Regions from separate parts of the Mus musculus genome. Here region 2 is linked to region 1. A link is a loop called in an ENCODE intact Hi-C map of the cell type or tissue named here. Cell type or tissue: heart. All regions are shown on one strand. Each heading gives the region's core, and the rest is flanking DNA. Links, peaks and the distances in the headings are about the cores only.

Evidence for each region. A loop is a pair of places that touch in the nucleus more often than their neighbours do. Peaks named below come from ENCODE experiments on the same cell type or tissue, not always from the same donor. Only the 100,000 strongest peaks of a DNase experiment are listed, where the experiment ranks them.
Region 2: it touches region 1 in a loop (2.5-fold over the local background); 4 of 42 quality-filtered maps call a loop at or near these places.

The regions. Positions count from the first base shown.
Region 1 is chr7:111,152,428-111,164,971 of GRCm38, forward strand. No RefSeq gene overlaps it. Among named protein-coding and RNA genes, the nearest start is that of 1700012D14Rik, 36 kb to the left of the region's middle. In heart, for the core only: no CTCF peak of the experiment used is centred there; DNase peaks (open chromatin) are centred at 3,714, 4,284, 4,644, 5,094 and 2 weaker places; H3K4me3 peaks cover 947 bases; H3K27ac peaks cover 2,547 bases.
Region 2 is chr7:111,048,908-111,061,451 of GRCm38, forward strand. Ctr9 (CTR9 homolog, Paf1/RNA polymerase II complex component) reads left to right here. Exons shown (of 25, transcript NM_009431.2): 17 at 357-473; 18 at 603-748; 19 at 1,527-1,598; 20 at 2,038-2,173; 21 at 2,543-2,689; 22 at 3,395-3,552; 23 at 4,475-4,571; 24 at 4,907-5,019; 25 at 6,452-7,470. The coding sequence ends at 6,878. Among named protein-coding and RNA genes, the nearest start is that of Ctr9, 26 kb to the left of the region's middle. In heart, for the core only: no CTCF peak of the experiment used is centred there; a DNase peak (open chromatin) is centred at 6,494; H3K4me3 peaks cover 350 bases; H3K27ac peaks cover 2,866 bases.

The DNA.
Region 1 (12,544 bases), core at 1,762-9,761:
CCATGCTTCTTTGATGATCCTCTCCCTCTTCTTTTCCTTAACCCTTCTTTCCCTTTCTTTATGGAGCCTCCAGCAAGGCTTCTCAGAACAGCATTTCTTGTCCTGCTCAAACAGATGTCCTAATAGACTTAACTGTGCTCCTCTGGGCCTGGTTTTATTTCTGGACCCAAGATTCTGGCTCCAGTAGCACTAAGCTTTTTGGTGGGACAATTGGAAAGTAGGTTCTTATATCTACGTGCATTTCTGTGGCAAGCACACCTGAAGCTGTTGGCCACTATCACCACTATAGAGAAGAGATTTACAGTAAAGAAACTGGGATAGTTTTTGATGACACAATCTAAGTATTTGTTTTCAATTATATTTAGAATTTTCAGCTAGGGATTAGAAATTTCTCCTCTGCTTTTAACAATCATGTGTCCATTATTATGTCTTAAAGATGCCTGACAAATGAACCATATGACTAGTCTTATGCACAGTAGAATTCAGCTCCTTGAGCCATACAGCTGATCTGCTACACCAACCAATGGCTTCTAATCAAGTCACTTAGCCCATCAAATCTCATGTCCTCAGTCTGTGCAGATGCTAGCCCATCTCTGTCCAAACTCATCCGGTGCCTGCCTCAGTTCTTCCTTCTTCTTTGTCACTAAGAAATTTCAGAAGTCAATGCCTAGAGGCATAGTTGGGCAACATCTGGGATTTACAAATTCAGGGTGTTTTAGGAGACAGTATTTTAAAATGTGCAGGGAATTAAAGATATACCCCTCTCATATGTAAAAAGGCCCAAATTGATATTGATTGGCTTAAAAAAATTGAGGTCTTAAAGTGTGCACAAATTTGGTAAAGTCAGGCAGATCAAATTATTTTACCACAGAATTACTTTTTGTTGTTGTTGTTTTGTTTTCAACACAGAGTTTCTCTGTGTAGCCCTGGCTGTCCTGGAACTCATTCTGTAGACAAGGCTGACCTCAAACTCACAGAGATCCTCCTGCCTCCACCTCCCAAGTGCTGGAATCAAAGGTGTGCACCACTACTACCCAGTGGCAACAGAGCTACTTCTAATATAAGAATAGCACATATTTTTAACATAAGGACGGGCCACTGCAGGACGGGCAGGTTGAATATTAGCTCAGGATGAATAGTGATTGTTCTGGAAAATAATTAGCCTCAAAACACATTGATCAGTCATTGTCTTTGATAGCTAGCAAGTTCTAAATTTAGAGAGATCCTCCTTCTCCTCTTCCTCATTTTCTTCTTCTTCCTCCTTGTCCTTTTCCTCTTAAAAAAGATGTATTTTAAATTATGCATATGTGTCTGTGAGTGATTAAGTGCACGTGTAAGACCAGAGAGGGCATCAGATCCCATGGAGCAAGGGTACTGGGAATCAAACCCCAGTCTTCTGCAAAAGCAGTAGGCTCTCTCTCCAATGCCGGCCTCCTCCCTTGGGTGTCCATCTCTGCTTTCCACATCGTTTGAGAGAGGGTTTCTTGTGGTTTTGCTTCTGTGTATACCAGATTAGCTGATTTGGGAGCTTTGGGGGGGATTTTCCTGAATCCAATTCCTATCTCACCACGGGAGTGCTGGGATTACAGACCCATGTTCTACCACTGAGCTTTGTGTGGGGTCCTGGGATTAGAACTCAGATCCTCACACTTGGACAGCAAGCACTTTTACCAGTTGAGCAACCTCCCTAGCCCATATGGAACCTTCTCTGTCTGTGTGTATGAACATAAAACCAAATTATCTTTAATACACTTCTCACCAGCAAGCAAGAGAAATGTTTTGTGGGCTGACAGCGGAGAGCTATCTGCTTTCTTTAGCAAAGTCTTGAAGCTGTGTGTACCTTCCTCCTAGGTTACCTCTTCAACGTTCCCTCCACCTATCAGGAGAAGTTGAAGACTCCGTTGTGCACATGTGCAGGAGGAGAGACGACGAGGGACGAAACACCTAGTGGCAGAGCTGAAAGAACAGGCTTGCACGTGTTCCTGCTTTTCTGGGATCTAGGCTTCACCTCTTTAAGCTCCTGCACCCTCCTTTATGAAATGAGGTGGAAAGCATCTTTCTCAGGGCGTGGCTGTGAGGACCCATGAGACCGTGTAAGCAAAGTTTCTAAAATAATGTGCGGTGAATTTCTTCATAAACAGTCTTAAGAGTAAGCGCATCAACAAATCCGGGCAAGCTGGATTGGCGGTGTAACAGAGATTCCACGTGGGATGCCTCACACAATTGTCTATGTTTGTTTCTTCTTCCTGCTCAGACTTCCCAGATAGACTTTTCTAACCTCATCTCAGGGAAGCATGAAGCAATGGAAGCAACAACAGGTTTGGAAAGCTTTAGTTTCTTTCCTTGGCTGACTAAACCTGCTGCTGAGAACTGGCCTAAGAAATACTCTTAAATAAGTCCCAGGTGCTAAGATGCGTACTAGAGACTCCTACATGATGGTAGAAAAACACCAATATCCACTAGTCAGGTCAGTTATGGCAATTTCACTAAAAGCAGTGGTTCTCAAATCTTTCACAGGGGTCACATATCATACATCCCACATATCAGATATTTACATTACAATACATCACAGCAGCAAAATTACAGTTATGAAGCAGCAATGAAAATAATCTTATGGTTGGGGTCATCACAACATGAGGAACTGTATTAAAGGGTCACAGCATTAGGAAGGTTGGGAAGCCCTGCTAAAAGGGCTACTCTGCAGTCACTGAGCTGGTGCTGGGGAGATGGCTCAGACAGGCATGAGGACCTAAGTTCAATGCCCAGAATCTACACAAAAAAGCCAGATACAGTAGTATGCATCCAGTAGTGGGAGGTAGGGACAGGGAGAGCTCTGGAGTTTGCTGGCCTGATTGGTGAGCCCTAAGAGAAGAGACTCTGTCTCTAAAGAATGACACTAAACCAAGATAAGAAGCTCCCAAGGATGTTACCTACCTGAGGTTGTCCATGAACGTCCACATACACCTGGACACACACATACTCGCACACACAAAGACAAGCATATAAAATATGAACACACACACACATATCTGCACACACACACACACACACACACACACACACACACACACCCCAAAGACTATTCTATGTAGTGACATGGCAACTGTTTATGATTTAGCATTAAGTCAAAGGAGGCATGCAGAGTCCTGCCTATGTTATGACATACTATGACAGGTGTGTGTTCATGTCAGAGGCACCTTTAGGCACCTTCTGGTCCCCTGGGTACTCCATGTATATTAATATTATACACTGGCTTATGGAGAGGATTCTCCAATCTATTATAACTTGGCTTATTTTTTGACCAGTTATAGATGCTTGGCTAGGAATCTTTGAGATGAGCAGAAATTGAGACGAATTTTGATAATGTCCAACTCCTGTTGATGGGTGAATAATCTAATAAATATTAGCAACCAAAAAAATTGAAATAAATATGGGATGACCCTTCCTTTCCTGTTGATAAAAAGCATTGCCAAATTTTGTTTTGTTTTGTTTTTGTTTTTTGAAAAATGGTCTCAGCAAGTCAAGAGATGAGCCTAAAATGTAGCTGCCTCAGGTGAGGGAGGGGCTCTAGAGATTAAAGCTACCTTGGAGGCAGGGCCAGGGAAAACCCTATTGTGAGAACCAAAAGGCCCGGTGAGACACTCAGGGACACTGGAAGCTATCTACAAGCTACCCAGAGGCTGGCTGACTTACAGAATCCTCACCGCAGCCCACAGGGAAACTGTTGTGTCCAAAACAGATCGAGCCAGAAACACGTGATAAGACAGTCGTTTAAAAAGAGAAGTTTAAGAGTCACCAAAGGGCCAGAAGCAGCTGTGACAAGGGATTAAGAGCCCAGGAGGTGAGAGCAGAAACAGGGAATCCAGGAATTGGCTAGAACAGGTGCTGCTTGGGGTCCTCCTGGGCAAGCTGAGGGAGGAGAGCAGTGGAAATAAGGGTTCGGGGTAGGGAGTGGGGGTAAAGGTTCCCCTGAATTTAAGGGTCCTCACAGACACCAACAGTATACAGAAGACCATTCAGAAATCTCTCACCCTAGCTTGGGCTCAGAATGAGAAATCAAGACAGAAATTCCCCTGGTGAATCAGGCTGAGCCCAAGGGGAGGGGAAGGCTGTTTAGAGATAAGGATAAACCCTATTGGGTGCTTAGGTAGAGAGACAAGTCTAGGCACTGGAGCCCAGGCTCTGTGAGTCCTGCGTGCTCAGGCCTGAATGAAAAACTAGGTTTGGGGGAAGAGACTGGCTGGTGAATCACAAGTCCCAGATGTGGGGCACACACTGCAGGCAGACCGTGGCTGCTGTCAGCAGATTTGACCACAGCCTGGGTTAGCTGACAGGCTCAGGACACCGGCCCTGGTTTTAGGCCAGAGAAAGGAAGAACTGCCCCTGGACCCTCCAATATGAAAGCCACAGAGCCCCACAGAACTCCATCTGGGTGAGCAAAAGTATTCAGAACCAGGCTTTACAAGTTGGTTTTATGATGCATCTGGGCTGAAGGTGAACCACCCCAGTCATTAGCTCACTTCCCCTGGGGCTGAATTCCGCAAGGAGCCAGGGGAACGGGTTTCTCCAGCACACACAGACCTGTCCATCAATGTTTGCTCAGAAAAATCCTTGGCACCTCAGAGGCTGTCCCTGGCTCACCTCTGAGACCATGTGCTTTCTCTTGCAGGCAGTTTTGCTGGCTGTTCCCGTAACGGACAGGACAAAGGGACTATATTAAGGCTTCCCTGGGTTAGACAAGATTGGAACACGTCAGATGGCCAACTGCTAGCACATTGTGGTGTCCAGTATCATATATCTTTTCTCCCTCCCTCCCTCCCTCCCTCCCTCCCTCCCTCCCTCCCTCCCTCTCTCTTCTCCTCCTCTATCCTCCCTCTCTGTCTTTCTGTCTCTTTCTCTGTGTCTGTCTCTTTCTGTTTCTGTCTCCATTTCTCTCTTCCTCTCTCCCTCCCTCCCCCTACCTCTCTTGGTGTGTGTTCTTTAAATTCCAGCTTAGCAGCCACATGATTTAGGTTACTTCTGTCCTCCTAAAATAGGACTCTGGCCACGTCTCCAATGGAGGCCCCGGCAACACACGGGTGGGCTGGCTGCCAGGGCTGGCGGAGGGAGATGTGGGCTGGAAATAAACTCATCGTGTTTGCTTACAGCTTCTTCCCCCCACCTCACCGGTGAGTCAGATGGCTTCTCACCCCACATTTTGCTCTTACCCTCTTTTCTCTTCAGGGGTGGGGGTGGGGTGGAGGATGCTGTCAGGTTTAAAATACACCCTCAAATTATACGTATTTGTATGCCCATATACAACAGGGACTTGTTCTTTCTTTAATGCAATACAGAATTATTTTTGGCTTTTTCAGGTTCATTCTGTTTTAAGTCATCCTTGGCTAGGAAGTGAGCGCCAGGAGTTGAGAGAGTGAGATCTCAAGTCCCCACCCTGCTCCTTAGTAACTGTGGCATTTGGGGCAAGGCAGTTCACCTCTGAAAGCTTCTTTCTCAGCTCTCGGCCTCCCTTGGGCAAGGCCTTCTTTGTAGCCCCGGAGTATGACCCTTGACCTTCATTCCCCAGGCTTGTCCTGACAGTGGGTTAGGTCTGTTTTATAAATGTTTTGGAAACGTGTGCCATTCCTGGGAGGGGTACTTCTCCCTAGTTTATCTTCTCCACCTCCACTCCCATCTGTTTCTCCGAATTCTTCACAGTTACTCAGCCGTGTCTGTGAATGAAGTGTTGGGAACCGGAGACAGGCCATCTCTATCTGGTTTTCAGGATGCACTATCTCCAGAATGCCACTCACAGCATCTCTGTATCTGCTGCTTCCCAGAGGTGGTTCATAAATTCCCAATGTGTTTGTTCGTCACGTGGTGAAATCCACCATTTCTTGCTTTAGCCACATTTAGGTATCCAGTGCAGTGACCTCAAGTATGTTACAGTGCTGTGGAATCAGCTCCTGCGCCATCTCTAGAACCTATTTATTTTGTAAAACCAAGACTGCATCCAGTCATCTAGCTCTATAACCATTTCCCCTCCCCTGCCCTTTCTCATTGAGTCTGACTGCCTCAGCTAAAGGCAACCATACAGTTTTATGACTTGTGTCTTCAAGGATCATCCAGACTGTTTTGTGGGGAACTGAGAGAGAAGTTTTCAGAACATCTCAAAATTAGATAGAAAAGACAACATTTTTTCCCAGAAGCCACTGTGAAGGAAAGACTGAATGGACTATACACTACTTTATTTAGGTATTTTTTTTTCATACATACATACATACATACATACATACATACATACATCTTGCAGGACCACAAAGTTACTTTCTTAAAACAGATGTAAAACCATGTGGTCTATCTGCACAGCTGGACCTCAGCTGAGCATGCAGAAACTGAAAGACACCAGCATATGACGTGTAGAATGGGATTACAGCTTTCTTCCCAAATGTTTATTTCTCTTTCACAATTTTCCTGGCGACCAAAGAGCCCCTGAGAAAGAATGCTCGAGCCATTCCCACAGATGGAGTTCAGGCATTGTGACAGTCACTCCTAATTGTCAGTTTGGCTGGATTTATAATCATGTAGGAGACACATCTTTGGGCATGTCTGTGAGGGTGTTTTCAGAGAGGATTAGCAGAGGAGGCAGGGACGATGTACCATGGTGGGGACCCATTCCACAGGCTGGAGGGGCCGGTACTGGATTAAAATGGGAAAAGGAGAAAGCCAGATGAATTTCCACAGTTGTCTCTTTGTTCTGCTTTTGGTCCCTGGGATGTGAGCCAGCAGCCACGTTGCTACCACAGATGGGAGCTGGTCCTACTGTCATGCTTTCCCCCTCATGATGGACTGGATCCCTGGAGCCATGAGCCAACATAAACCTTCTTCACTTCTGTTGCTCCTTGGCAGGACATAGCAATCAGAAAAGTAATACAGGCATGTACTGTACCCACTTTTCTTGCAGAGATAGGAGTGGTTCGAGGGGTTCTGGCTACAGTCAAGTTTCAGAAGGAAAAATTGGGAAGGAGAAGTAACTGAAGGGCAAGTGCAGCTGGCACCAGAGGGAAGCAGCATTGGAGTCCTGATGTGCAGACTAGAGTGGGCATTTAAGCAACTATGAAGGTGTAAAGTAGGCAGGAATCCCAGCTCTCAGGCCTGGTGGTGGACTCCTGACTTGGTGTGTCATACCACGGAGGCAGTTTCTTTATTGTTATTTTAGATATCATGCTTGAATCCAATTAAACAGAACAGAGGGTGGAGGTCAGGAAGATGGCTCAATGGTTAAGGCATTTGTTGTGCAAGTGTGAAGACCTATGTTCGAATCTCTGGAAACTGTGTAAAGCTGGACGCAGTATCTCAGGCATCCCAGAGATCCTACAGCAAGCTGGGAGACAGGGGTGGGAAATTCCCAGAAGCTTGAAGGCCAAGTAGTCAGATGTACACTGAGTTGAACAAGAGACCCTGTGGTGGTTTGAATAAGAATAGGCTCATATATTTGACTACTTGGAATTAGGAGGTATGACTTTGTTGGAGTAGGTGTGACCTTATTGGAGGAAGTGTGTCTCTCAGGGTGGGATTTGAGGTTTCAAAAGCCCAAGCCAGTCCCAGTGTCTCTCCTGCTGCCCGTGGATCCAGATAAAGAACTCTCAGCTACTTCTCCAGCACCATCTCTGCCTGCATGTGGTCATGCTCCTCACTGTGATGACAATGAGCTAAATCTCTGAAACTGTAAGTCAGCCAGCCCTAATTAAATGCTTTCCTTTATAAAAGTTGCTGTGGCCTATGGTGTCTCTTTGAAGCAATAAAACACTGACTAAGACAACCTTATCTCAAACAAAGTGGAAGACCAGGATCAACACCTAAGGTTGCCCTTTGACCTCTATATACTTACACAGTGGCACAAATAATCTTTAAATGTGAACACACACACACACACACACACATACACACACACACAGACACACACAGAGACGGAGAGGGAGATGGGTTGGGGGGGTGACTATACAAATATGTAGTCCCATACCCAAATGTAGCCATTGATGACAACTTAGGAATGTGACGGCCACTTAGAGTAATGCTTCAGAGACTTCAGCATGCATATAAAGTAGCTGATGTATTTTGGGATGAGGCCCAAGATTCTGTACTTCTAAGGAGCTTGCAGGCAACATTGATGCTGTTGTTCGAGACCTCCTGGAGGTCTAAGGAACTAGGGGGGCACCGTGATAGCACCATAGTCTCCGGAGTCTGGAGCTCAGCAGCCTGGAGTGGTACAGCCCATGACTTTTATGTTCTGCTTTGAATCCAGAACCAATAAAATCCAAAAGAGCATTTTCCTCTAGAGGAAATATGGTTTGAACCTGTATGAGGCTATTTATAAAATTTACTTCTAAGTTTACATGAATATCACATTTTTATTGTGAGTCTATTATTGTGTTTGATTATAAGAAGTTGCATTAGACTCTGTTGGGGTGATGCTAGAGAGGCATTTTACCATATTCCAGAGCCCCAAATTCTGAATCTTGAAATATTTTTGACTATAAGAGTTTGTGCTGCATAGCAATTTCTTCTAACTTAAAACCTTCCAACTTGGGGAAAGCTCATTAAGACAAGGGATGTTCTTTAAAAATGTTTTTCTTTAAAAATATTTAATTAATTTTTAATTGAATATAGATTCTTCTCTCATAGCATATATCCCTACCATAGTTTCCCCTCCCTCTATTCCTCTCAGCTCCCCTCCCCACCTGCCCTCTCCCTCAGATCCATTCCCCCTCCATTTCCTCTCCAGAAAAGAGCAGACCTCCAAGAGACATCAGCCTAATAGGACAAAACAAGATACAGTAAGACAAGGCAAAAGTCCTCATGTTGAGGCTGGACAAAGCAACCCAATAAGAGGAAAAGAGTCCCAAGAGCAGACAGAGTTGGAGACACACCTACTCCCACTGTTAAGAGTCCCACAAAACACCAGGCTATCAGCTATAACATATATATATATATATATATATATATCAATCATATATGCAGAGGACTTGGTACCGACCCATGCAGCCTCCTTGTTTGAGGGGGTATGGGTAAGAGAGTAGGATGACAAGGGATATTCTAAAGTGAGGTGGAACATTCCATTCTGCAGGTAATCTTAAGCTCAGGAAATAAACAATTCAAAGGCTTCAGGAAGTTCCTGAAACTGACCAGATTCACTAGGTCTCTCCCTTCCCAAGCATATATAGTCTCTATAGTCTGGAGCTCAGCAGCCTGGAGTGACACAATTAAACAAGCTGATCTGCTTAAAAGACACTCAACAAGCACACAGCCCAGAAGAAGCTCAAACCAACCGAATTACCTGGAAAGGACACTCTCCCACCCGTTAAGATATCTACAGGCTATGCAGTGTGCTCCAGGTCACAGCTTTTTTGAGCCATCACCCATGTTAGGGTGGACTTTTGGTCATACAACTGTCTTTGAGTAATTTCTGCTGCTCTAAGTAACCCCTCACCTATAAGTAACCCCAATAAAACTCATTGGTTCATCAAGTTGGACTTTGGTGTTAACTTTTCTTTTGTCTGTTTCCTGTCTGGGGTGAATAGACTCATGTCTCCCCAGGAATTGTGTATACAACAGTTGTTTGTCTGTGATAATCAAGGTGAACACATGGACAAATTGATAGGTAGAACACTCCATTGGGTGCAGAGTTATCTTTGGGGGAATTTGTAGCCAGGAAGCACAGGTGATTTAAGCAAGGACAGAGGTAGGTGAGGAACAGCTTTCTTTAGCTGACACTTGAGAAGCAGAGAAGGCTGATATGCACAGAGAGAGAGAGAGAGAGAGAGAGAGAGAGAGAGAGAGAGAGAGAGAGAGAGAGAGAGAAAAGAAGAAGAAGGAGGAGGAGGAGGAGGAGGAGGAGGAAGAGGAGAAGAAGAAAAAGAAGGAGAAGGAGAAGAAGGAGAAGAGGAGGAGGAGGAGAAGGAGGAGAAGGAGAAGGAGAAGGAGAAGGAGAAGGAGAAGGAGAAGGAGAAGGAGAAGGAGAAGAAGACAGAAGAGGGTTGGGGTGGGGGTGAGGGAAGCCAGGGTTTCAGTATCTTCTTCAAAGGGACACTCTCAATAACCTGCTCCCTCCAACTAGGTTTCATTTCCCAAAGGCTCCAGCACCTCCTAATGGTGCTACTGGTTAGGCATACAGGCCTTCAGAGGACATTTCCTGATCAGAACTACATCTTCCATAAAAATTGTGAACAGTATGAGTGGAGAGTTTCCAGATTGGTGAACACAAGGACAAATTGAGAGGGTAGAGCATCCCAATTCCATGGGGGAAAGAAGTTCTTGTACTCCAGACCCTTATAGAACTTGATGTGTATATCCCTTCATCTGATAGAGCCATAGAGCCTTTGCATCATTAATGCTACCCTTTACAGGAAACCAGGACACATAATGACAGCACTTCCTGCATTCTGTGAACTGTTATGGTAAGTTGTTGAACTTGAAAAGAGAGCTGTTCAGTCAAGTCAGACTGAATGGAGATTATTTTGGGGACCCACTACATTCAGCTCCAGGCTAAAGTGTGGGTTATTTAGGGAGTGCTTGCTGCAATGGACATTTAAAGTTAATGTCCTGTCTGAGAGCCTGAGTCTGTCATCTACAGAGTCTGCAGTCACTATGGTTAGTTGGTGTCTGAGTTAGATGACAGGATGGTCTGAGTAGGATGACAGGACATCCGTCTGGTGTCTTCAGAGAAGTGGAGAGTTGTCTGGGATGGAAACCTGACTCTTGGTGTCAGAAGTGTGAGCAGGGAGACACTTTCCAGTTTGCTGTTTCAGCATCAACAACCTGTTCCCTTGAAGGCTGGGACAAGCAGCCACCCTCTTATATAAATTTCTGCATTTTGTTAATGCAACCTAAAGTGACTTCCCTAAGACACTTTATAAAAAGGCTTTGGAGAACGGATGTGTACATGGAATTCTCGAGAGAATGCCAATTTATTAATTTCCATGTTGAGTAGCTGCCAGTGGGACCAAGAATACTCCGACTCTGGGTCAGCCTGTTCTCTCCCAGTAGGGAAATCTGCAGGGGAAGCCAAATTATAACGAGAAGACTACCTGATGAGAGCAGACAGAGCAGATAATTAGGGGATCTGAGCAGGCTGTCTCCAACTGGGGATGGCTTGAGGCACTTTCTCCTCCTCCAGCATGTACTCAACCTGCCAAGTAGTGGACGCGTGTGCTTGTGCTAGCTCACCCTTGGAAAATAGGCCAGCTCACTAAAACCAGCTCATCTATAAGCCAAGTCAGTTAACGAGCCGTTTGCCTAAAATTAGTAATTGTGGAAACATCCCATGTGTGATGGGTGGCTTTCACCACTCTCAGTACTTTCCCCTGAGGTGACTGCTGACTTTTCTAAGTCCTTCCCTTCTTTCTTCTTTTCCTCCTCCTCTTCCCTCTCTCTCTCCCCCTCCTTCTCTCTCTCTCTCTTTCTCTCTCTCTCTCCTGCTTTCTCTTCTGCCCTTATTTGAAAGAGACTGTTCTGTTTTACCCTAGACTGCCCTCTTCTCCACCATCACACTTCAACCTGCTGTATATCATTTGAAAAGTTAAAAAAAAAAAAGTGTTTGTTTTTGTGTGCATGTGTATATATGAAGCTTGTGCATGTAGTACCTGAAGAGGCCAGACGAGGGCGTTGGATCAACAGGGGAGAACTTACCTTTGTGAACCACCGACATAGGTGCTGGAAACCTGGAGAGAATGGGGAGTGTTGGGAGGTAGGGTGGGAAGGTTGGGGGTTGGGTCTGAAGGCCAGGAGTCATATACATCCAATTGAAGATGTCCTATAGTGGCAGGACAAGTTCATCAACTGGAAAGCAAATAGAGCAGATAGGACAGTATGCTGGCATGGAGGGAGAAAGTTCTGGAACCAGCAAGGAGATGATGAGAGTTGTTTTATACATCTATTGCTCATTAACTGTGTTAGAATTTTCTGTTTCTCTAAAATTGTGGTGTGTGCCTTTTGGTAAGAAATCTGTGCAGAACTCAGTCTGCATACATTGAGAGTTGCTCAACTCAGCGTGGGGGTGTTTTGTTTATGATTCATCAAATTTCCTCTCTCCCTCTCTCAATTTAGCTTCTCTTTCCTGCTGCTTGGTGCCTGCTTCCTGAAGCTTTGTGTACTAGATGTCATTATTAAGCAAATCGCTCCATATCTGATGTGTATTGCTGGGTAGTAAGGCATTGATGTGTCGAAGGCTGAGAATAATTAAGAATAAGACATAGTCCTCTGAAGCCATTGTTCTTTATGTTGTGATATGTAAATAGTAAAGAAATATTTCACTGTGACTATTAACCCATGCCATTGTATGTGGGGGTGTGTGTAGTGTATGCACGTGTGCCCATGTGTTACTTCTAAAGATTTTTTTTTAATTTCTTTTCTTTTTTCTTCTTCTTTTTTTTTTTTTTTGTTTTTTTTTTTTTTGTTTTTCGAGACAGGGTTTCTCTGTGTAGTCCTGGCTGTCCTGGAACTCACTCTGTAGACCAGGCTGGCCTTGAACTCAGAAATCCACCTGCCTCTGCCTCCCCAGTGCTGAGAT
Region 2 (12,544 bases), core at 3,110-11,109, 100 kb before region 1:
CTAGTTTTTCTGTGAACAGATTTTTATGTTGTAAATACGTAAACTGACTAATGTCAGAAGTCAACTCCAGATTAGTCTCTGAAATTAGCCAAATTGGAGTGTCTTTTCAGAGCTTTAAAACTGCTTTGAAATGCAGACACAGCATGAGAATACCTCCCTGCTGTGTTCTGTTGTCGTTTGTTTATTTTTGAGACAGAGTTTCTCTGTGTACTGGCTGTCCTGGAACTTGACCTGTAGAGCAGCCTGGCTGGAACTCAGAGATTGGCTTGCCTCTGCCTCCCGAGTGCTGGGATTAAGGGAACTCGGCAACACTGCCCGGCTCTGCTGTGTTTCTAACCAGCATTTCCTTTCTGTAGTATGAGAACTGCCTCAGAAAGTTCTATAAGCACCAAAACACTGAGGTTGTGCTCTACCTGGCCCGCGCCCTCTTCAAGTGCGGCAAGCTGCAGGAGTGCAAGCAGACTCTGCTGAAGGTAACAGGACTGCATCCGCCCCCGCCCCCGCCCCACCCCCCAAATGGCTGCCTGGCTTTTACTTGTTTACTGAATGCTTTTGGTGGCATTCAGTCATAAGAAGCTACCTGCATTGCTTTCTGTTTACAGGCCAGACACGTGGCACCCAGTGACACAGTTCTGATGTTTAATGTGGCCTTGGTCTTGCAAAGATTAGCTACCTCTGTCCTGAAAGATGAAAAAAGTAATCTGAAGGAAGTCCTTAATGCTGTGAAAGAGCTGGAGCTCGCACACAGGTGAGAGCTCTGAGGAAAGGGGCTTTACAGTGGTTTGTTGCCTTAAAACTGCCTCAGGAGATTAAAAAAAAAGATTTTCCTCAAAAGAAAAATAATAATAATAACCATTAGGGGAAAGCAAGCATTAGAGGTCTAGCTAGCAGTTTAGTTTAAGGTCAAAGCACACAGTTGCCATGTGGTGGCGCCATACTCCAGGCAGAGTCCAGGCAAGTCAGCCTTGAAGCCTGATTCCTAGAGCTGCCTGGCTGGCTGTGGGCTCTCGGGGATTTTCATTCACCTCTCAGCAGTCCGAGCCAGTGTTTTACACTTGTGAGCTGTTTCGTCTCCACTTGTGTTGGTTTCATGTTCTGTTCCAGTGTGTCTTTATGGGATGTTGATTTTCATCAAGCTAGGATTAAAGATCTTATCACTTACTGCTTAACAGATTTATTCAGCTCAGTTCAAATGTGTTTAACCTTATAGGACTTAGCAGTTCAGTGTGTGGTAGATGAAAGCTCCCATCTCTGATGATCAGCTGTGCTATTGTTCATCTCTGTTAATGTTTCTTGCCTCATCTGGTGAAGAGTAAGTGCTCTCGTGACTTCTGCCCCACCCACCGTGCTGACACAGTTAGTTAGAAAGTTTAATGTTTACTACCTGTTGCTATGGTTATTTCTTAGTTTACTGACAGTATTAACTATATTTTACCTTTCTTGATGAACTTCTGTTTATTAAACAGGGCCTTAATATGAGGATTGAGTGAAATATCTTTTATCTTCTATCTTCTTCTTCCATTTAGGTACTTCAGTTACTTGAGCAAAGTTGGAGATAAAATGAGATTTGATTTGGCCCTTGCTGCCTCTGAAGCCAGGTAATGCCCTATTCACAGAAGGTGGCTTGGGGGTGGGGAGCGGGGGACGGGGAGTAGGCACGTTGGGTGTGGATTAGGAGAGTGTGACCATAACAAAGTGGTCCTGGCCTTCTCGGGGCCACTTATTCCCTCACCCACAACACCTTTTCAGATTTCAGGAAATTGATGTAGTCTTCTTAGGTTGTTGGAAAGTGCTTTCTCTTTCTGTTGTCTTTTTGAGGCATGGTCTTGCTCTGAAGCTAGACTAGAACCAGGATCCTCCTCTCATGCTACAAGCACAGGCCTGAGCCACCACACAGCTAAGAAATACGTGGCTGCTTTTCTCACGTTATGTCCATGAATCAAGACAGGAATTCTGAGTTGGGGAACTTGGAACAGTGACTTTAAGGAAAGCAGGTGCTCTTAACTGGATATTATGTCTTTGCATCTGAAATATTAGGCAGTGCTCTGACTTACTGAGCCAGGCCCAGTACCATGTGGCCCGGGCACGCAAGCAGGATGAGGAAGAACGGGAGCTGCGGGCCAAGCAGGAGCAGGAAAAGGAGCTCTTAAGACAGAAGCTTCTCAAAGAGCAGGTGCGTCTACACTGAGCTCAGGAGGGCGGGTGCCTCTGTGTGGGAGGAGCTAGCCCTCTGTCTTCTCTACACTTGTTTAGTTCTCTCTTCTTTCCTTTCCTTTCCTTTCCTTTCCTTTCCTTTCCTTTCCTTTCCTTTCCTTTCCTTTTCTTTTCTTTTCTTTATGATTTTTTCGAGACAGGGTTTCTCTGTATAGCTCTAGTTGTCCTGGAACTCACTCTGTAGACCAGGCAGGCCTCAAACTCAGAAATCCGCCTGCCTCTGCCTCCCAAGTGCTGGGATTAAAGGCATGTGCCACCACTGCCTGGCTGTTTGGTTTATTATAAGAACATTTTGATCAATTCCCATATATCCCCTTCCCCCCATTAGGAAGAGAAACGTCTCAGAGAAAAGGAAGAACAAAAGAAACTTTTGGAACAGCGTGCCCAGTATGTGGAGAAGACCAAAAATATCCTTATGTTCACTGGCGAGACTGAAGCAACAAAGGAGAAGAAAAGAGGTGGAGGTGGAGGGCGGGTAAGATCTGACCCACTGTCTGCAGCCACCTCAGAGGCTGCCTTTGAGCTTTCTAAAACGAAGAGCTTAGTTTAATTGGCTCCGTACTTACTTCTTAACCTTGACTTCCTCTACCAAGGGGTAGTCTTCTAACACAGATCGCAGTGTCCGGTGTGGGCAGTGGTCCCTGCTTTTGTGGTGGGTGTGATGCTTTGGGTGAACATGGGCTCAACACACGTACTCTGCAGCTCTTACACTGCCGACTTGAGCAAGCCAGGTAGTCCCTGCTCCCATGGGAGTGTGACTTACAGGGTTTACAATGAGCATTCGGGAGAACTGGACTTTGAATCATGGTCTTCTCCCAAGCTGAGGCATCTGGTTTGACGTTTGGAATGTGATGCAGGGTAGCTGCAGAGACCATACCTCCCTCCCAGTCAGCTCCATGGTCATGGGGGTAAACAACCAACACCTTTCTGCATTCCCAGAGCTAGGGTGGGCTAAATGCCTTTTAATTGAAGGTGTGCTTGCCTTGTGCTGACTTCTCAGGAAGTTGATGACATCTCATGTCAAGTGCAGAAAGTGTGGGCCTAGCCAAGCCCCTCTTCCACATGACTTAGTAAAAGCTCTTCACTTGTCAGAGACCCGCAAGAGCGCTCTCCGGCCTCCTGCGCCCTAGCTGTGCTCTCTCTGCCTGGAAGTGCTGATGTGGTCTCCTTGGGTCCATAGCGTTCCAAGAAAGGAGGCGAGTTTGATGAATTTGTCAACGATGACACCGACGATGACCTCCCTGTATCCAAAAAGAAGAAGAGAAGGAAGGGCAGTGGCAGTGAACAGGAAGGCGAAGAAGAGGAAGGTGGAGAGAGGAAGAAGAAGAGGAGGAGAAGGTAGTGTCCTCATTACTGTTTAAGCATCTACAAAGGCGAGAGACCTTTTGCTTTGTTTATAAATGCTTTGCTTTATTTATAATCTTCCCAAATTGCCTCCCTGCTTTAGCTTGTTTCAGAATCTCGAGCATTTAATTTACATGTGTCTCTAGGTTAGTCCCTGAAACAGCTGATAGTCACAGTGTCCTTTTGTTTCTTGAATTAGGGTTTATGTATCCCATACCAGCCTTGAATTTACTGTGTATCCCAGGTTGGCCTTAAACTCACAGAGATCTACTTGTCTCTGCCTCCAGAGCTCTGGGATTATTGGTGTGCAACACCATTTGCAGTTTTCTTTTCTTATAATGTATTTTGGACACAGATGTGAATTGAGCAGCCTGGGTGGCAGCTTCATTGACTGCATGTGCAGTACTGGCCGTCACTGAGCCATTCCTCTCTGGAATGTGAGTGATGGATGTGAAAGTGCCCTTTCACCACCCAGTGCCATCTGTCGCACGCTCTCCTGCCTAGGAGTCTTCTTTCGGCAATTTTCTCAGACCCGTCCTTCCTGTGCCTTCCTATCCTTGAGAAAGAACCTATTGATCCATTCAGATCATCACTTGTGTAGCTGTAATGAGGATCTTGGTAGCAGCTGAGAGGAAGGAAAAGTAGGGGAAAGATTTGGAGATCCAAAACATAGGTTCCTCACTCAGGCACTGAACCTTGTGCAGATGGCAGTGTAGATGGAAGAGGGAGCCGCATGGTGACAGGGTAATGGCAGCTGTCACGCAGACCAGTCCCTGCAGACTGTAGAGCCTGTGCCCTTGAGTGCATAGTATAGCTGAGTATCAGTGTCCATACAGAATGGCACTACTGTGATGGCAGTGTAGCCTTAGACCCGGCAGCTACCAACCTCCTGACAGCCTCTCATTCACTATTCAAGACCTCCAAAGGGAGAAGAGGGATCTGAGGAGGAGGAGACAGAAAATGGCCCCAAACCAAAGAAGCGCCGCCCACCGAGAGCAGAGAAAAAGAAGGCTGTGAGTTCTAGAGCTGATTTCAGCTCTGTGTGTGTGTGTGTGTGTATGTATGTATGTGTGTGTGTGTATATGTGTATGTGTGTATGCTGTGTGTGTGTGTGTGTGTGTATGTGTGTATGTATGTGTGTGTGTATGTGTATGTGTGTATGCTGTCTGTCTGTCTGTCTGTCTCTGTCTGACAGAGTGCCACAGTACACTCTTCTGCAGCTTCTTCTAGCACAAATGCTTGCTTTCATTGGTGGCTGTTGATTCTGTTACTATAATAAAACGTAGCTAGTAAGATGTCCCAATAATAAGAGAAGCCCAACTAATGGGTTTTGCTTGACATTCTCTAGCCCAAGCCAGAACGCCTGCCTCCTTCAATGAAGGGAAAAATAAAATCCAAAGCCATTATATCATCAAGTGATGATTCTTCAGATGAGGATAAACTGAAAATTGCTGATGAAGGGTAAGAACCCCCCCCACACACACACACCTTGGTAAATTTTAATGGTAAATAAGTCCCAGTTTGATAGGGGGCAGGAATCCCAGGGTAAATTCTAACTGTGGGAAGCTACAGTAGCTGCTAACCAGCCAGCTGGACCCTCTTCTGTGTCTTTGTCTTTAGAGGAAAAACAGAACTGGAGAGCAGATGACTGGCAGTGGTCAGTGTGCTGTCCTCGCCAGCTTCAGGCTGGCCTTGTACTCTATGCCTAGCTGTCTTGTAGCGAGGAGAAACCACGACACATATCAGCTTAGCTGATATCCTAGATGGCACACTCATCCCTAAGCAAGTGTCATCTGCTGCCCAGCACTGACAGGCCAGCAACTGCTAGGACTGGCCTGGACCTGGCCTTGTGGAGATGAGGAACTTAGTGACCATTTCTTCCCCTGCTGGAGACACACCTCTGCCTTCCTTGGTGGACTTAGCTTACCCACCCTCAGCTCATAGCCTTGATGACGTGACTCCTGACTGCGCTTGCATGTGTGTTTCCCTCTTTTAGATCGGGACACAAGGAGCCTTTCTTTAGTATGTAGGACGCTTTCCCTTCTCCCTAACCTTCCCAGTCTGAGTCCTGTTGGAATGTGTCATGGAAACCAGAACTGCTCAGCATAAGTCTGAGGCAGCCTCTCTCAGCGCTTCTGACATATTGAAGCAGGAGGCCAATATCACAGCTGCTGCTATCTCCCTTTCCCTGACACGTCAACCAACAGTGAAGGAAGCTGGGAAGAAAAGTTAGTAGCCTAAGGCCCCTTACTTAGCCCTGGCTTCCTGTCTGATAACCTTGTCCTTGTGAAGACCTGGGGCCTTCACAAACCTGAGAACAGCACTGAGGTCACTCTTCTTCAGGTGTCTGTTGACATGGATGTTTTAGGACAGAAGTGTTCTGCTGTTCCAGTCTTAGGACTTCTGAGTCTCAGCCACCATCAGGGAGCCCATATTTTACTTGTTTTGTTTTGTTTTGTTTTGTTTTTCGAGACAGGGTTTCTCTGTATAGCCCTGGCTGTCCTGAAACTCACTTTGTAGACCAGGCTGGCCCCGAACTCAGAAATGTACCTGTCTCCGCCTCCCAAGTGCTGGGATTAAAGGCATGCGCCACCACTGCCCAGACACATTTTAGCTTTGTGCCTAGGATTCCCCATTCTGACCTTCTGAGTTTGAAATTGAAAAATGCCTGCTAAACAGAACCTAACACTCACTGCTCATGTGCAGACTGGCTGCCGGTCACTGTGTGCTCCCTCATTGTTGATCTCAGTTTACAATGAAGTGTCCGCATTTACAGAATAGGACACAAAACAAGTACCACAGGCCCCAGCTCCTGTGTAACGCACAAAGGCTGACCCAGAACAGAAAGTGCATTTGGCTGTCCTAGTGTCTCATCCTCACCTCTCTCTTCCAGACATCCCAGGAATAGCAACAGCGATTCTGATGACGACGAGAGGCCCAACAGACGCGCCTCATCTGAGAGCGACTCAGATGACAACCAGAACAAGTCTGGCAGCGAGGCAGGCAGCCCTCGGAGGTCGGGTAGACAGGAGTCGGATGAGGATTCCGACAGTGACCAGCCGTCCAGAAAGAGAAGGCGCTCCGGCTCTGAGCAGTCGGACAATGAGTCTGTGCAGTCAGGGAGAAGCCCCTCCGGAGCTTCTGAGAACGAGAACGATTCTCGCCCGGCTTCTCCAAGTGCAGAATCGGACCACGAATCAGAGCAGGGCTCTGACAACGAGGGCTCTGGCCAAGGCTCTGGAAATGAATCAGAACCAGAGGGCTCAAACAACGAGGCCTCAGACCGAGGCTCAGAACATGGGTCAGATGATAGCGACTAGGTTTATTTCATCAAAGACTCCATGGGTTGGGAGGAGCTTTATAATATATAAAAGCTGTGATAAGAAACCTTTCAGGTGGTTAGTCACTTGTAAACTTTTTCTTAAGGCAATTTTTTTTCTACTTGTATATTTACTAACTTCCAAGAGACATTTCCTGTGCTGGAGAGTCCAGTGTCCCAAGCTGGAGCAGTGAGACTCCTGCATTGTGGTGCAGCTCCACCTGCCATATGTGAAAACTGCAGTGATAACACAGATGCTAAAGCATTCCCAAGGCTTGCAAGCCAGGCTAGCCCCTCCCCTCTCCTCTCCTCTCCTCTCCTCTCCTCTCCTCTCCTCTCCGGTAGGCAGCATGCTGCTATGTACAAACTTGTACCAAATGTTGCAGAAGCAGAGATAAAAGCCTTTGTTCCCTTTTGAGTTGAGACTGAGTTTTATCTCCAGAGGAAGAGATGTCCCTGTACTGAACTCTGTTGGAAGGGGTTGCAGCCATGAGCAGAGTGCAAACACGGGAGGGTAAGGTGTGGAAAGTGCTTTCCTGGTGTCAGAGTGGGAAGACCTCCCCAGTCACTTAATAAACCCTTTACCAACCATGCGAGTGCCTGTGTGTCCTCTTTTTTTTTTTCTTTTGGCTCAATAACATATATTTAAATATATTAAGCAAAACATTGGGAAGCTATCCAAACCAAAGGCAGTTTCATCAAGGCTTTTGTAATTCATGGCAGATTTCTGGAGGCTTTTTTTTTTTTTAAATATACTAGAAGGCTACAGTTTTGTTTATTTTATGTATATGAGTACACTGTAGCTTTCTTCAGACACACCAGAAGAGGACATCAGATTCCATTACAGATGGTTTGAGCCACCATGTAGTTGCTGGGAATTGAACTCAGAACTTCTGGAACAGCAATCAGTGCTCTTAACCACTGAGCCATCTCTCCAGCCCAGCTATGGATTTTTGTTGTTTTTGTTTTTTTTTTTTTTTTTTTTTTTTTTTTTGAGGCAAGGTCTCTACATAGTCCTGGCTGCTCTGGAACTCAGTATGAAGATTAGGCTGGCCTTGAACTCACAAAGATCTGCCTTTCATGTCCTGAGATTAAAGGCATGTGCCACACCGATTTTTAATAAGTAATTATTTTTGTAACCATTATAAAAAGTCTGTGGCAAGTCGGGCAGTGGTGGTGCACGCCTTTAATCCCAGCACTTGGGAGGCAGAGGCAGGTGGATCTCTGAGTTTGAGGCCAGCCTGGTCTACAGAGTGAGTTCCAGGACAGCCAGGGCTATGCAGAGAAACCCTGTCTACAAACAAAAGTCTTTAGTAATCAAGTATTATTAAGTTACCTTAAAACAGTGAACTGAGGATGCAGAGATAAATTGCCCCCTTCCAAAACACTCCGTGAATACAAGTTTGTCCCTATGGAGTGAAGTGGAATGTAGTGAGTGTCTGCAGACTGGGGACACCAAGGAGAAAGCAGACCAGACAAATTTCCTCAAACAGGAGACTCCAAGGTGCTGGGCAGCCCTGCTTCCTGGAGGACCTCTGAGGTGCTGCAGAGGCAAGGCCAGTGACTAAGGGAGCCAGTGACTCCTGGGAACCTCAGAAGCCTGAGATTTGGGTCTGCTGGGTGGGTTCAGGTCACACAGCTAATTCTATGAATTGTATGTGAGGAGGCAGGGTTCTCAGCACTTCTGTCTGCACTTTCCAGAACACTAATACTGCTCAGACCTGTCCCCAAGTGACAAGAACCCATTCCCTTTACTACAGGTGATAATAGCTCTGGGAAAGCCAGAGGTAACATGTGAAGTGTGGTTTCTGTTAAGGTCAGGTTCAGTACTCTTGGTTATTCCATTTAGAATAAAACTGGGATTCTAGGATGTTCCTTGCTCTAGGAGACTCCATTGTGTAAACAACTTTTTAAAAAATGTATGTGAGCCTGTGTGTACATAGGGGTACCACATGCATACAGATGCCTTCGAAGGCCAGAGGAGGACATGGAGCCTCTGAACTGGAGTTGGAGGTTGTGAGCTACCTGGTGTGAGTGCAGGAAACTAAGTTACAGTCTTCTGGAAAAGCAGCAAATACTTAGAAATGCTGAGCCGTTTCTCCCGTTCTTTACAAACAGTTTTTTACTCCATTTTGAGGGAGAGATGGCAGCAGTTTCTGATAGACCTAGAAGTACCATCTGACAGGCTGAGAATAGAAAGGGTGCCACCCTGTAAGTGAGTTGGGGAGAATTAAGACTGTAGGGGCATATGTAAGTATTAAAATCACATCAGGAGGTAGAGGCAGGTGGATCTCTGACCAGCAGAGCTACATGGCAAGACCCTGTCTCACAGAAATTCACGAGAACCAGGTGCAATACTATATTGGACACATTGACCAAGGAAAGAGTGTAACTGTCTTACCAGGTCCCCATAAGTGACAGCATGGTCTCATGGTCTCATGGCCTATTGTCTGATACCTGGAGCTTCAGCTAGCCTCAGTCCCCAGCTGGTTACAAGGCCTACTTGGCTGCCGCCTGTTCTGTTTACCCCTCTGGATCTGGACTTGGTCACCTGCTTCCTGCTCCTGACCCATATCCTGCTTCGGACAGGTTTACTCTCTCACGGAGCAGCTGTACTTCGCAGCTTTGCTCACAGACCTGATTCCAGCAGCTCCCTCCAGGCACTCTCTGGATCATTTTTCCCCCTGCAGTCTTCCAGTCCTTTTTCAATGCCTCTCAAACTCTGCTGTGGTCTCAATACATATATATCTATTCTATAACCCTTATATAGAATGGGTGTTTTGAATAAGAAGGGCCCCTAGAGACTCGTATATTTGAATGCTTGATCCACAGTTGCTAGAACTGTTTGAGAAGGACTAGGAGGTGTGACATTGTTGAGGGAGGTGTCACTGAGGGTGGGTTTTGAGTTTTGAAAGCCCACACCATTCCCAGTCTTGTGTATGTGGGTTGCTGTCTCTCCTCTCTCTGTTTGTCTCTGTGTCTTTCTCTGCCTCTCTCTCTCCCTCCCCTTCTCTCCCTTTCCAGCTCTCTTTCTCCCCCCCCCCCCCCGTGCTTGTGGATCAAATATAAGCTCTCAGCTACTGCTTGAGTGCCATGTTTGCCTGCCTACTGCCACCCTTCCCACCATGATGGTCATGGACTTGTCCTCTGGAACTGTAAGCCCCCAAATAAAATGCTTTCTATAAATTTCCTAAGTCATAAAGTTTTATAGCAATAGAAAAGAACCAAAGACAATATAAAGATATTTAGATACATTTCCTGTGTTATGTGCGATGTGAGCAGTAATAATATAGATTATTGCCATCACTTAAACACTGAACTTTGTAAACTTATTGTCACTCAATGAATTCTGACATTGTGTTCCTGTGTGTCTAGCCTAGTGTATTCACGTTTCTGTGGTGATCTGGCCTCAGAGGTGCCTGTGAGTAACACCCCGTCTGCTTTTTGTTGAATTAGCCTGTTTGTGTCCCCAGACTCCCAGAACAGCAATGTTCTCATAGTGCTGGCTACACTGTCTGCCTCAGAAGACGCTGTGAGGTTTCCTCAGGCAGACACAGCTTCCTTCAGTGCCTGGACAATCACTCCAGGAGTGATCCAGACTGGGAGAGCCCTCTGACAAGGGACCCATGACTGACTTAACTGGCCCTGCTTGGCTCCTGCTGCCCTCGGGGCCTCACAGCAGCTGGTCTCCAATCCCCAGAAAAATCATATGAATGCATGCTCCTATGCCTTGTGCCCCACTTGTCTGGACAATGGGCTGAGTTCAGACACCCTTTCATAGATTATTCTTTTGAAACTTCTTCCTTCCACCCAGTCTTTGTGCCATTCAGTCCTCTGAGCAAAATGGCCACCATCTTCCTCAGATGAGCTGTGCCTGCTTGCACTAGCCTGTCAGTACTGGCCCTCTAAACTGTTAACAAGCTTCATAGAGAGGCAGTGGAGAGGGCCATCAGACCCTCACGGGAGATTCCTACTGCTCCTTTCAGCCATCTGGAGGCAGTTCTGCCCTAACTATGCATGGCCTCGGGGGCTCGGGAGCTGCTGGGGTAAATAGGCTGTGGAAAGTCAGCTGAACGGGGCTGACTTTCTGTTTCCGGCTAGCATTTTCTATTTTTAAATAATAATTATTGGGAAAGACTTCAACTTGGAGGTAACCAAAAAAAAAAAAAAATCTTTAATCTTAATTATGTATCTATTTTGTGTGCTTGTGTGTACTGAAGCTGCTCCAACCTCACTACTGCTGTCTCTCCAGGGACTAATCTCTGTTTGGTCATGAAAGCCACAATTAACTAATGACTGAACACTGGGTAGGCTCGAGGCTTCCAAAAACCAGATTTTCAGACCTTCAATTGCTGAATTGATCTCACCTTCTCATCCAACTTGTTTTTCAAACATCTTTAAACCAATAAGGCTTTTTCATGGCACACAAAGCCTGCATAAAGAAGTCCACAGACTACTGTGTGAATGCCTTTGATCCCAGCACTCGAGAGTCAGAGACAGGTGGGAGCTCTGTGAGTTCGAAGCCAACCTGGTCTACTGAGCTAGTTCCAGGACAGTGATGGCTACACACACACACCCCTCTTGTCATGAAAAACAAAACAAAACAACAACAACAAAAAAAAACCAAAACAACCAAAGAAAGAAAGAAAAAAGATCGGCAGACAAGTTGTGAAAATGCTGAATGCTATAGTCCTGTCACAATTTGCAAAACTTTTGGTGCTTGAATGGATTGTACCAGGAGTGGAGTTGCCCTCTTGGGAGTTCTGTAAGAGGAAAGTGGGGCTCAATTAGAAGACCCCGTATTGCCAGGTGGAGTGGCATAAGGTACACTCCTGAGCTAAGGCAGAAGGATCTCTGTGAGTTTAAGGCCAGCCAGGGCTATATATAGTGGGATCTAGAAGAGCCTGGGGTACCTTGTGAGACTCTATCTCAAAACAAAACAAAACCAGCCTTCCTGGACAAATAAACTTCAAAGCAGCTCCATCTGCCCTACTCTGGAGGTGTCCTTAATGTTTTTAAGATACATTTTATTCTAACCCTGTAAATGTGCCTGGTATGTGGTATACATGAGCGCAAATACCTGTAAGGGCCAGAGACATCAGATACCCTGGAGCTGGAGTTGCAAGCTGTTGCAAGCCACCCAACACAGGTGGGTGCTGGAAAACAAACTCAGGTCCTCAGGGAAAACAACAATCACTCTTTTTGTTTGTTTGTTTTGTTTTTGTTTTTTTGAGACAGGGTTTCTCTGTATAACCCTGGCTGTCCTGGAACTCACTCTGTAGATCAAGCTGGCCTCGAACTCAGAAATCCACCTGCCTCTGCCTCCCAAGTGCTGGGATTAAAGGCGTGTGCCACCACTGCCTGGCCAACAATCACTCTTAATCACTGAGCCATGTTTTCAGTCCCTGTACTGTCTTTGAAAAGTGTTTTCTATCATTTATTTGTGGGGAAGAAGGGGTGATGTGTATGCCATAGCACACATGTGGAGGACAGAAGAAAACTTGTGGGAGGTTGCTCTCTCTATCCACCATGTGGGGCCTGGGAATTGAATTCCCACCACCAGGCTTGATGGTAGATATCCTGCCCTATTGAACCATCTCATACACACACACACACACACACACACACACACACAGACGCACACACATATGCAGGCACATATACCAC